Linked DNA regions of Mus musculus: region 1 is linked to region 2. A link is a loop called in an ENCODE intact Hi-C map of the cell type or tissue named here. Cell type or tissue: gastrocnemius. All regions are shown on one strand. Each heading gives the region's core, and the rest is flanking DNA. Links, peaks and the distances in the headings are about the cores only.

Region 1 (5,370 bases), core at 188-5,187, 190 kb after region 2:
GCCTGCTGGCCCCAGCCCATAAGAAAGCCAAGCAGGGAGCTGCTGTGGTCACAGCCAGGACACCGTCTTTCTTCTTCTTCTTCTTCTTAACTGTGTCCATAAATTCAGGCTGTTCCCACTGAAACAGCAGCTAGGGCTACTCCTGAAACCTGCCATTCTAAATTATTATGAAGTCACAAGGGTTAAAAGCAGCTGGGCCGTCTCTCAAGGCTGCTGGGCTTGGGGAGAACTTTCCCATCAGATAGCAAGACTGTCACCACCGACAGGATGACAGAGAGGGGGAGGAGGAAGGACAAGGACAGAATGAGAAGCCGGGAAGGATTCATTCGCTCACACGGAGTTGACACGCTCAAATAGATGGAAAAAGCCAGTCCCAGAAACCAGAAAGGAAAAGACAGATTTGGACCTCAGAGAATTCTGGGCAAGCTGGGTTAACTGCATAGTGTGGGAGTGGGTTTCGGGGAGTGGGAGTGGGATGAGACACACCCAACTCAATTAGACCTCTACCCCACACCACACACCAGGACCTGCTTCAAGGGGACCTCAGCATGCCATGGTCTGTCTGCTTTTACCCTTTAATTGATCCGTTTATTTTGAGGCAGGCTCTCATATTGCCCAGGCTAGCCTCAAATCTTCCATGTAGCTGAGGCTAGCCCTGATTCTGGCCCTCCTTCCTGCTACTGAGAAGACAGGCCTGTGACAGCACGCCCAGCTTCACATTAGTGAGTTTAAAGCTCAAACTATTGGTCTCTTCCACTAGCGCAGAACAGAGAGAATATCCTTAGGAAGCCATCTTCACTGCATGGCACCTGCACCGCAGAGGTCCAACCTAGGGCCTCGCCCACACTAGGCAAGCACGCTACCCCAGAGCTCTACCCTCAGGCTCTTTGGTTTTCAACGTTGTAGTAGCCATTGTAACATAAGAATCCTGGATTCTGCCCAGAATTCTGCTTTGTAATCAGAATTAGGACTGGGCATCCATTGAGCACCCTGAGGACCAAATGCCACATAGCCACTGGCAGCTTCCAGAGTATCTTGAGGGGCAGCTCACTGAGCCTCCTAAGAGCCTACCTGTCACTAAACTGGGCTCTTAAGTACACAGAGGCCACTTCAGTCTCAGAAGTACCCTCTGGCTCCATATCATACTGAAGTCCCTGAGTATTCAAACCACACACTATAGCAGATGACCTCAGAAACAGCCATCAAGGGGTTAAAGGGATGGCTCCGTGGATAAGAGCACTCACTGCTTATCCAGGGGACCAGGGTTTGATTCCCAACACCCATTCTGGGCAGCACATAACAACCTGTAAATTCAACTCTAGGGTTCTGTCGCCCTCTTCTGGACTTGGTGGGTACTGCACACATGTGTGCATAGCGATACACATAAATAAAAAGGGTAAATCTATTAAAAAACAAAAACAAAAAACAGAGACAGCATCTGAGGAATACAGGACACCCACAAGGCCCCGGCCTCCAAGATACTAGCCGCTGGCATGAGTGGCCTCTACCCCTCGTCAGCCTGCAGGGTGGTCATGAACCTGCCCTGTCCTCTGAGGAAAACCTCTACCCATCCCCAAAGAAACCCTGGGATGAGGAACATGGAGCTACTCCAGTCTCAGGAGGGGAGGGGTTAGAGTCTCACTCTGTATTCCAAATTGTCTTCAAACTTGTCATCCTCCTGCCTCAGCTTCCTGAGTGCTGAGATGACAGGCAAGCACCACTGTTCCCAGCTTCTCATTTCTATTTCTTAATTTCTCTCCAACCACACATGCCTTCTCTCCACTGTCTTCCCAGCTCCTCCGTCTCCCTCATTCCCTCTGTCCTCTCTCCTGAAGCATATGGGGGGGGGGGCTCACCTTTAACTGGGGACCGGCCGTGAATCAAACAAAAAAGGGAGAATTCTGTGACTGCTTTACTAAGATGAGAAGAATGTCTCTCACCTAGTTTCTGTACCTTCAAGTTATCACCATTACAGGCTCCTGTGCCTGCTTCACATGGAGGTGGCACCAGGATTTGCCTTGACCCCTTATTAGCAGACACGGCTGTGCCCATTTTCCAGGTCAACAAACTGAGGCCCAGAGAGACAGGCACAGCTAGCTCATCAGGATGAAGCTGAGCATGATTTGGAAGTTGGGTAGGAGGCACACTCCCAGCCACACTAGCCTTGGGCCAGGGGGAAGGGGATAAAGAAGCCATTGAGGCTGTGGCCACCAATGGAATGAAAGGTGGGAGGGACACATGTCTGTGACCCAGACAGCCAGTTCCTGAGTCACAGCCCGTCAGCCTCCCAGGGACCTCTGTTTTCTCTGCACATGGTACACCTCTGACTCCTTCCTGGAACACTGTCCCTGTCCCGGTTAGGAATCCAATCCTTTCTGTATCCTTTGTCTGCGGCTCCCCTTGAAGGGACTCAACAAACCCTGAAAGAAGGTTCTAGAAGCCCTCCTTCACTCCAGAGACCTTCGAAGACGCAAGGCTGAAGAGGTCAACCCCCACCCCCATCAGTGCCTGACTCGGGGTACCTGTGCAATGTTTTTATGCAGATGGTGTCCCAAAAGGTCAGCCTTTCTATTCCCCGGCCTCCAAACTACCTAAGAGGGAGACTCAATCGAACTCAAGAGCTAGATTCATGTTGGATCTCTACACACCCACACCCTCTCCACTCATCTCTGCACACACAGGCACACACATGAGCCCAGAGACACGAACACTCAGGGATGCGGCCCACACTTTGCGTTAGCTGCGCCCACAGGCACCATGTCTAGGCCGCTCTGCACACACGTACAAAAGGTGCACGTTTTCACGCACATGCGCATAACTCTTCACGCAAGTTAACACACGAGCCAGAGACAGCTTCTCAGGGACATACCCGAGTACCGCAGCCTTGCAAGCACACAGGGCACGTGTGGTACCCCCACCCCACCCCACCCCACTCCATCCCACCTCCTCACCCCTAACCCCAGGGTCTACCCGCCTCTGTGGAGCTAGGCAACCCTCCCAGAACTTACAGCACCTGGCTTGGGCACAAGCCCCACCTGGTGGACACTTCGCGTAAATGCCGACTGTACGCCAACGCAGGGCCCCTTGACCAGAGGCTGCTGGACATTTGGAGGACCCTCTGCCTTGTTCAGGGGCTCTCCTCGCTCTATTCCCTTCCCCCTCCCCCCACGCAGCAGCACCCAAAGAACTCAGACGGGAGGCACAGCTGGCGACTCTTCCGTGACCTCATCTGCCCGGCTGACAGTCTGGGTTAAGTAAAAAAAAAACAAAACAAAACAAAACAAACAAAAAAACGCATTTAGAGCAAGCATGTGACGTCATGACGCGGGCTGCAAAGCAGCTGCGGCTCCTGGTGAAGCTGAGCGGCACTTGGCCTCAGACCCAAGTTCAAGGACGGTGTTGATCCCAGCCCCCACCCCTTCCCAGCTGCGTTCCAGAAAAGGGACTCCACATCTCTGAGCATCTTCCCCCCCCACACCCCGACCCCCGACAATGGGTCTAAATCCCCCGTGGGACAGTTGGAGGAGTGAATCGGAATCGCACGGAAGCCACGCCCACTTCCTATTCAGGTTATTTCTCCAAACCAGTCCAGGATGGCCTCCGAGTGACCCTAAAAAGGACTGAAAATAGAGGGGTCCTGCTCCAAAATCCAATTCAAGTCCTGGCTTGACCACTTCTTAGGTGTGGGCTTGAAGAACTCACCCCACTTCCTGGAGCCTCGGTTTCCCCATTTGCACAATGAGAACCTCGGTGTGCTACGGCTGAGAGAAAAGTGTCCAGAGCCCAACGCAAACGAGCAGGTGCTGCCATCTGGACTTTGGTGCTTGAAGGTCAGTGACCCGCAGGAGCCGAAGCAACAATTCGAATTAATTATGATCCCAGATACTGCTCTAAGTACAAGCTAACTCACTACCTTCACGACCCCACAAGGATTGAACCCACTTCTCAGATGGAAACACTGAGGCAGAGTTGTCACTGACCAGGGCTTTTGGATGGGGATTATGAATCCAGGCAAGCCAGTTCAGAGCTGGCTGTCTCTCTCCTTGTCCCAGTTCCCCCACTGAGCTGTCTCAGGTACCCCAGAGGAGGTCCAGAAGGCTCCTCAGTGTTCGAAATCTGTATTTAGATATGGATTGGGGTGCCTGACAATCAAGCCCTTCCTTCCAACCCCTGGGGAGAAGTAGCAATACAATGGCCCCCTAGGGCTTGAGAGAGCCTGGGGTGGGGGGTGAATAAGGCAGCTGGTTGGACACCTACTAAGTACTGCAGGTGAAGGAGGTGGCGCAGGCAAGAGACAACAGTAAAAGAGATACAGGCTTAGGAAACAGCACCTCTTCAAACTCTTTAGAAGGTACTCACTACCTAGCATGGCTGAATCAAGTTTGAATCCTGAATCCATGGCGGCTCAGTCTCAGGGCAGACTCGCAACCTCTCTGGGCCTGAGCTTCTTTCTTCAGAATACTGTGGGGGAAGGCCATGACTCCCTTCCCCTCACCCCTGCCTCCTCCTCTACGTTGCCCACCCCACTTCGGGTGATCCCCAAGTCTGCCCCGCCCCCCCCCCCCCCCCCGACTTCTCCAAGTGACCTTCTCATGGCCATGTGAGCTTGTGGTCACATGACCTACTCTAACCAATGAAATACGACAGTAGAGTTAGCTTCCTCTCTTGCCCTAAGAGCCCCGCCCCCAACCCCTTGACATTCCCAGGCTGCCCTCCCCTCCTATTTGACCCCACCCGGGCTCTGCAGTCTCCGGGTTCTTGGGGAAAGCTATCCAAAGTCACAATACTGTGTGGCTCTGGGTGGGCTCTCCAGCCCTGAGCCCCTTAGAGGCCCCGTTTCTCACACAGATAAACAGAGCTGTCCCTTGCTGGGCACAATCTTGTGAGCAGCCATAACTGGGAAGTGGGAGGAGGGCTTCCAGAAAGGAGGTCCTACGTGGTCTGTCATTCCATAGGATACATATGTGCATATGTCTGTGTATGTCCATAGATGTGTGTGTGCATGCATATGTGTTTGTGTAATGTGTATGCATGTATATGTGCATGTGTGCATACATCTGTGTTCATGTCTATGCCCATATACATAAATGTGTGCATGCATGTGTGTAATTGTATATGTGTTTATGTGTGTGCCCATGTGTGCACATTGGGTATACGTGTGTGTCTCTGTGTGCCCATAAATGCATGTGTGTATTTTTGTGGGTACATGCGTGCATATGTGTGTATGTGTGTACATGTGAATACATGTGTGACTGTGTGTGCCCACAGATGCATATGTATATACATGTGAGTACATGTGCGCATGCATGTGTATGTGCATGTGTGTGTGTCTGTGTGCAGATGCACATACACATCGGGAGACCAAAGGAA
Region 2 (5,370 bases), core at 194-5,193:
CAGTTCATACTGCTCGGGTGTCAGGGGCGGCACAGTGGGTTTGAGTGTGCGGGGCACGTATGCTGGATAGTAGGGCAGTCGCCCGCCGCCCACCTCCGGGGCTCCGGCCTCGGCCTTGAGCTCTCCCACCCTGGGGGCCTCGTCCTCGCCCATAGCTGCTTCGTCCTCAGGGGCGATGGTTGCCTCGTCCCCACGAGGCCAGGCTCGCCCATTGGGCTGTCCGGAGTAGCTGGAGGAGGAGGAGAGGGAGGGCGACACGGAGGCATAGGGACGGCTGAGCAAACCACGGTCTGATGCCCAGTGGTGGTCAAAGTAGCCGGCATCGCCGATCTCCGACTTCACCTTGCGGATGATCCGCTGCACAAATGCAGCGGGGGACAAGACAGCAAGCGGCGCCTGCACAGTGCTGCTGCTGCCGCTGCCACCACCGCCATCTTCCTGCTTCACGCAGGTCAGGGCCCCATTCTGGCTCGCAGTGGCTGGCGAGGGCCGCTCCGGAGGAGAGGGAGGCACTGAGCGGCCCCTGGGACCCGACTCCATCTCCAGCAGGGCCTGCTGCTGGGCTTGCATTTCTCGGCGGGCTTGTTCCAGAATGTTCTTGATGGCATCTTCCGAGGTGCTGGAGGAGGCTGTGCCGTTGGGGATGCTCACGGAGGCTGGGGAGTTCTTGGACTCACCTGTGATGGGGTGGACAGGGGCCCATCATCGTGACATAGTTGTATGTGGCATCTGTGTTTATACCATCTAAACATGGGGGCAACCTCGGTGTTCTACAATGGGAAGACTGGTTAAGTAAGTCATGGTGGGTCTTGTCTGACTGTCTGGTGCAATATTAGGCAGGCATTAAAAAAAAAATCAGGCCAATAGTAAGATCTTAGTATATGTGGAGAAAGTGAACAAGGAGAGGAGGCAGTGTTAAAACAAAGCCAAGGGGCTGGTGAGATGGCTCAGAGGTTAAAAGCACCTACTCTTCCAAAGGTCCTGAGTTCAAATCCCAGCAACCACATGGTGGCTCACAACCATCTGTAATGAAATCTGATGTTCTCTTTTGGTGTGTCTGAAGACAGCTACAGTGTACTTACATTAAATAAATATTGAAAAAAAAAACCCAAAACAAACAAACAAAAAAAACAAAGCCAAAACCCACAAAAAGCACGCCTTTTATACACGCTGTTATACATTTATACAAACCAACCTCGTGAAAGCCTAAGAAGGTCAAGAAAGAGGCAGTAACTCAAAGATGCGCTCATGAATTCTATAGCAAAAGCCCGTGGTGGAAACCCAACCATCCAAAGAAAAAACAGCCGGGCGTGGTGGCGCATGCCTTTAATCCCAGCACTCGGGAGGCAGAGGCAGGCAGATTTCTGAGTTCCAGGCCAGCCTGGTCTACAAAGTGAGCTTCAGGACAGCCAGGGCTATACAGAGAAACCCTGTCTCGAAAAACCAAAAAAAAAAAAAAAAAAAAAAAAAAGAAAAAGAAAAACCAGTGGTTAATGAGGTCGGGCATACCTTTAATCCCAGCAATCAGGAGGCAGAGGCAGGCGGGTCTCTGGGAGTTTGTTAGAGGCCAGCCTGGTCTACAGAGTGAGTCTAGGACAGCCAGGGCTACACAGAGAAAGCTTGTCTCAGGGTTGGGGTGGGGGAAGGGAAGGTGATTCAAAGTCTAAGTCTCCACAAGCTACCAAGCAAGCTAATTAAACCACAAGGTGCAGGGGAAAGTCTCATCAATGGACTGATAGGAAAAAACCAGGCTGACAGCTATCTGAGAGGGAAGAGAAGGGGAGGAGCGGGGAGGGGGGGAGGGGAGGGGGAGTGTCAGGTCAGACGCACACAGAGTCTTGGGTCGGAGTCATAAGTCCCAGGGGCTCAGTTGGTTCTATGAATAAGCAAAGGAAGACAAACAGGAAGTCCACACAAGGAGTAAGCAGAGAGGATGTCACAGACCCAGGCCGTGTCTCAGGACAGCAATGGAGCCGGGTGTGACTAGGGGCTGCCTCTCTCTCCCTTCTAGACAGTGTTCTCTGACTACTGAGCCAGACAGGTCACCATGGCCTTCCTCCATGATCCTGTGTCCCTGGGTAGCCTCCACCCTTGGGCCCACGACACAGCCATTAGAATGACATTTTGTTTTTCAAACTAAAAGCAATAGACCAGCATTGAGTCTCGGAAAGTAACCCAGCGTGGATCCAAGTAGGAACCTAGAAAAACATTTAAAACAGGAAGGGATGACAACCCAGGAAGTGCCAGTCACATGACTTCAAAGTCCAGCAACAGGCTGGGGAGGCTGAAGTGGGAAGCGGCTTGTCTTTGTCTCTGTCTCTCTCTTTTCGAGACAGGGTTTCTCTGTGTAGCTCTGGCTGTCCTGGAACTCACTCTGTAGACCAGAGTGTAGGCCTCGAACTCAGAGATCCGCCTGCCTCTGTCTCCTGAGTGCTGGGATTAAAGGCGTGCACCGCCTCCGCCGCCGCCACCACCACCACCACCACCACCACCACCAGCACTGACTAGCCTGTCATTGTTATGAGCAGCTTGTATAAATGCCTGCCCACCCACCTCCACCCTGGACACTTCCTTTGGTTTTGTCAAGAACACGCCTGGAGCTGGCATTCGGCCATGCCTGGTGCCCTGGGCTGGGCCTTCCCAGCTGTTTGGAACATATTGGGGTAGGAGGTAGAAGTGGGAGTGGCCACCCTTATAGCTTAGTACTGAGTGTGAACACTCCCTTCAGCCCCGCTGCTGACTTTAATGCTTCCGAGTCTGTTTCTGACCCTGGGGGAAGCACTGAGAACGTCAGACACCCAGGGTCTGTGTAACTGAACTCAAGGCTGTGCTGCTACGCCTCAGCCACATCTGCAGCTCACGCTTCACATCTGCAGCTCCGGACTAGCATTCAGTGGGAGCCTGGTGGTGATGATGGTGGTGGTGGTGGGGCACACCTTTAATCCCAGCAATTGGGAGGCTAAGGTGTCCCAGTAAGAGTAAGTAAGAACTCTTTTGAGTTCAAGGCCTGTCTGGTCTCCAGAAAAAGTTCCAGGACAGCCAAAGCTACACACAGAAACCCTGTATTTAAAAAAAAAAATCATGAATGGCTCAGAGGATTAGCTGGTAGGGCAGGGTAAACTCCCTCTCCTGTGGCCTCTCCTAGGGACAGAGGCGGGTCTCCACTGAAGGCCACAGTCACGGATAGATTTTCCTCATAGGACTTTGCAACTGGAATACATGCACGGATCCACCAGCAGGGGGCAGCAGACACCGCACAGTGGGGTGGGAGAACTGAGCCCAGCATCCCAGGATCCCAGGCAACCAACACTGCAGGGTGTTAAGTGTATAACTTGGCCTAGCCATAGAAGCCCCCAAGCCATTGGCAGGGACAAGGCCAGAGCCATTGATGGCAGGCAGGATCACAACAAAGAAGGTGGTTTTGACTCTAAGACTCTGCCTACAGTCTTCTGTGTACCTGCCCCTGGCTGGTGATCCCCTTAGCCTTCAGAAAGGAGAGCTAATATCATTCCCGTCTTAAAGATGAGAGGAGGGAAGCACAGAGAGGTCAAGTCATCAATACAAGGCCACACAGCTAATCAACAGCTGAACCAGGATTTATGGCCAGTCCTGCTATCTTGTATTTGGTACTGTAGGCCACAGTGGGAAGCATACCAGGATAGGGGGGGGGGGCTTCCTGGAGGAGGTGACACTTAAGAGAGTGGCGCTTGGCTAGATGTCCTGGGAAAGGGGATAGTCTCAGGGTCCGGATGTCTTGCTGAACAGCTGAGATTTTGTTATGGGGCAGGTAGTGAGACACGGGAGAGACCTGAGCTGTGGCATACCTGCGTGTGTTCCAGGAAGGCCCTTCTGGGGCCCTGGAGGTTACAACTGACCTGGGAACACCCTGGGATGATAGAGGAGATGCAGGCAAGGATCAGAGGTCATGGGCAGAGGCCACACTTACCCCCCTTCTGAGACTCTATCTCCTTCTTGGCCTGCTCCAGGATGCTCTTGATGGCGTCGTCCGAGCCTGTCTCAGGTGTGCGGATTCTCGGGGTGATGCTGCCTGGGAGGGGCACGAAGGTGGCGGCTGTGGGGCCTGCAGGGGGCGGGGTCAGGCCCTGGAGGTGGGCAGGAGGGTATGGACCAGATTGTCCTGGGGTGGGTGGGGAGGGTGACAAATGGTAGGTGGTGTAGTGACTCCGGCTTTGGGGCTGGAACTAGGACCCTGTGCGTGCTAGGTCAGTGGTTAGGGCTGGTTAATGGGCCAGGATGATTATGGCAACAGCGGACACTTCTTAAGCAGTTCGGAGCTCTGGGTCCTTTTAGCCCCTCCCCCACGGGCCAATGTCGAGAATGGGGTGGGAGGTGGAAACTGAGGAATCAGCCCAGAGCTGGGGCTTAACTGCCCAGAAAGGGCTGCAGAGGGAGGGAGGGGTGGCCCAGTGCAGGAGGGAGCAAGGTCACGAGTCTGTCCCTCGAAATAGGGAAACCAAGGCACAGGGTGGTGGCTCACCCACCCCGGGGTCACCCACAGCTCTGGATGGCGGTGGGGCTCCTCCGTGGCTTACCTCGCTGCCTCACCTGGATGGTGCGCAGGGCCAGCACATTCTGCTCATCCGACAGGAACTGCTTCATCTTGATGAAGGGCTCCTTGCCTTTCACCGTGAGCTTACGCCACGGCTTGGGCCGGGCCAGGATCTCACTCACCGAGCCCTGCGACAGTCCCAGCACATAGTGGCCAAACACGCGCTGGCCAATGTTGTGCTTGAGAAGTTGCTCCTTCACCTGAAAGGCGATCTCAGCCGTGTCCAGCTGCTCCTCCTCTGGCCCAGCCCCATCCACAGCCTCCGGGGCCCCTGTGGGCTCGGGGCAGGGCACGGAGGCAGCAGGAGCTGATGGAGGCTTGGCACCACCGTAGAAAGTCGGGGGGAATGCCAGCAGGTTTCCCGTCTCCCCTTTGAAGGCAGCTGGGCCCATCATATGTTTGGATAGCAGTGAGTCCCCAGCCAGCCTCTCCCCCGGGGCCAGGCTGGGGAAGGGGGACAGCGAGAAAGTCCTTGGCCCATCAGGACCCAGGCTGGGGCCCAGCAGGGGCTGCGCAGGGCTTGGGGACAGCGGGTCTTCCGGGCCTGGCGGAGGTGGAAGCTGAGGAGGGTAGGGGGGCTCCGTGCCCAGTGAGCCCTTGATGGAGTCATCCTCCGAGGGGTCTTCCTCTAGAACACCAGGGGGGATGCACAGACAGACAGACAGACAGAGGTGCAGAGGGACCAATTGTGATGGAGGGGAGGGATGTGCAGAGGCAAGAGAGATGGTTAGAAAGGGAGAGAGAGAGAGAGCAGAGACAGAGGATATGGGGTAATGGGGGGACAGGATGAGGGACTAGCT

Evidence for each region. Peaks named below come from ENCODE experiments on the same cell type or tissue, not always from the same donor. Only the 100,000 strongest peaks of a DNase experiment are listed, where the experiment ranks them.
Region 1: it touches region 2 in a loop (8-fold over the local background); 21 of 42 quality-filtered maps call a loop at or near these places.

What each region holds. Positions count from the first base shown.
Region 1 is chr5:122,056,495-122,061,864 of GRCm38, forward strand. No RefSeq gene overlaps it. Among named protein-coding and RNA genes, the nearest start is that of Gm52786, 4.1 kb to the left of the region's middle. In gastrocnemius, for the core only: CTCF peaks have their summits at 1,345 (motif pointing left) and 3,048 (motif pointing left); DNase peaks (open chromatin) are centred at 1,348 and 3,044; H3K4me3 peaks cover 964 bases; H3K27ac peaks cover 828 bases.
Region 2 is chr5:121,869,104-121,874,473 of GRCm38, forward strand. Cux2 (cut-like homeobox 2) reads right to left here. Exons shown (of 23, transcript NM_001312908.1): 16 at 4,554-5,198; 17 at 3,947-4,048; 18 at 1-677. The region is part of intron 1 of Gm52785 (a long non-coding RNA gene); the gene reads left to right. Among named protein-coding and RNA genes, the nearest start is that of Gm52785, 4.4 kb to the left of the region's middle. In gastrocnemius, for the core only: a CTCF peak has its summit at 3,239 (motif pointing right); DNase peaks (open chromatin) are centred at 2,625 and 3,252; H3K27ac peaks cover 928 bases.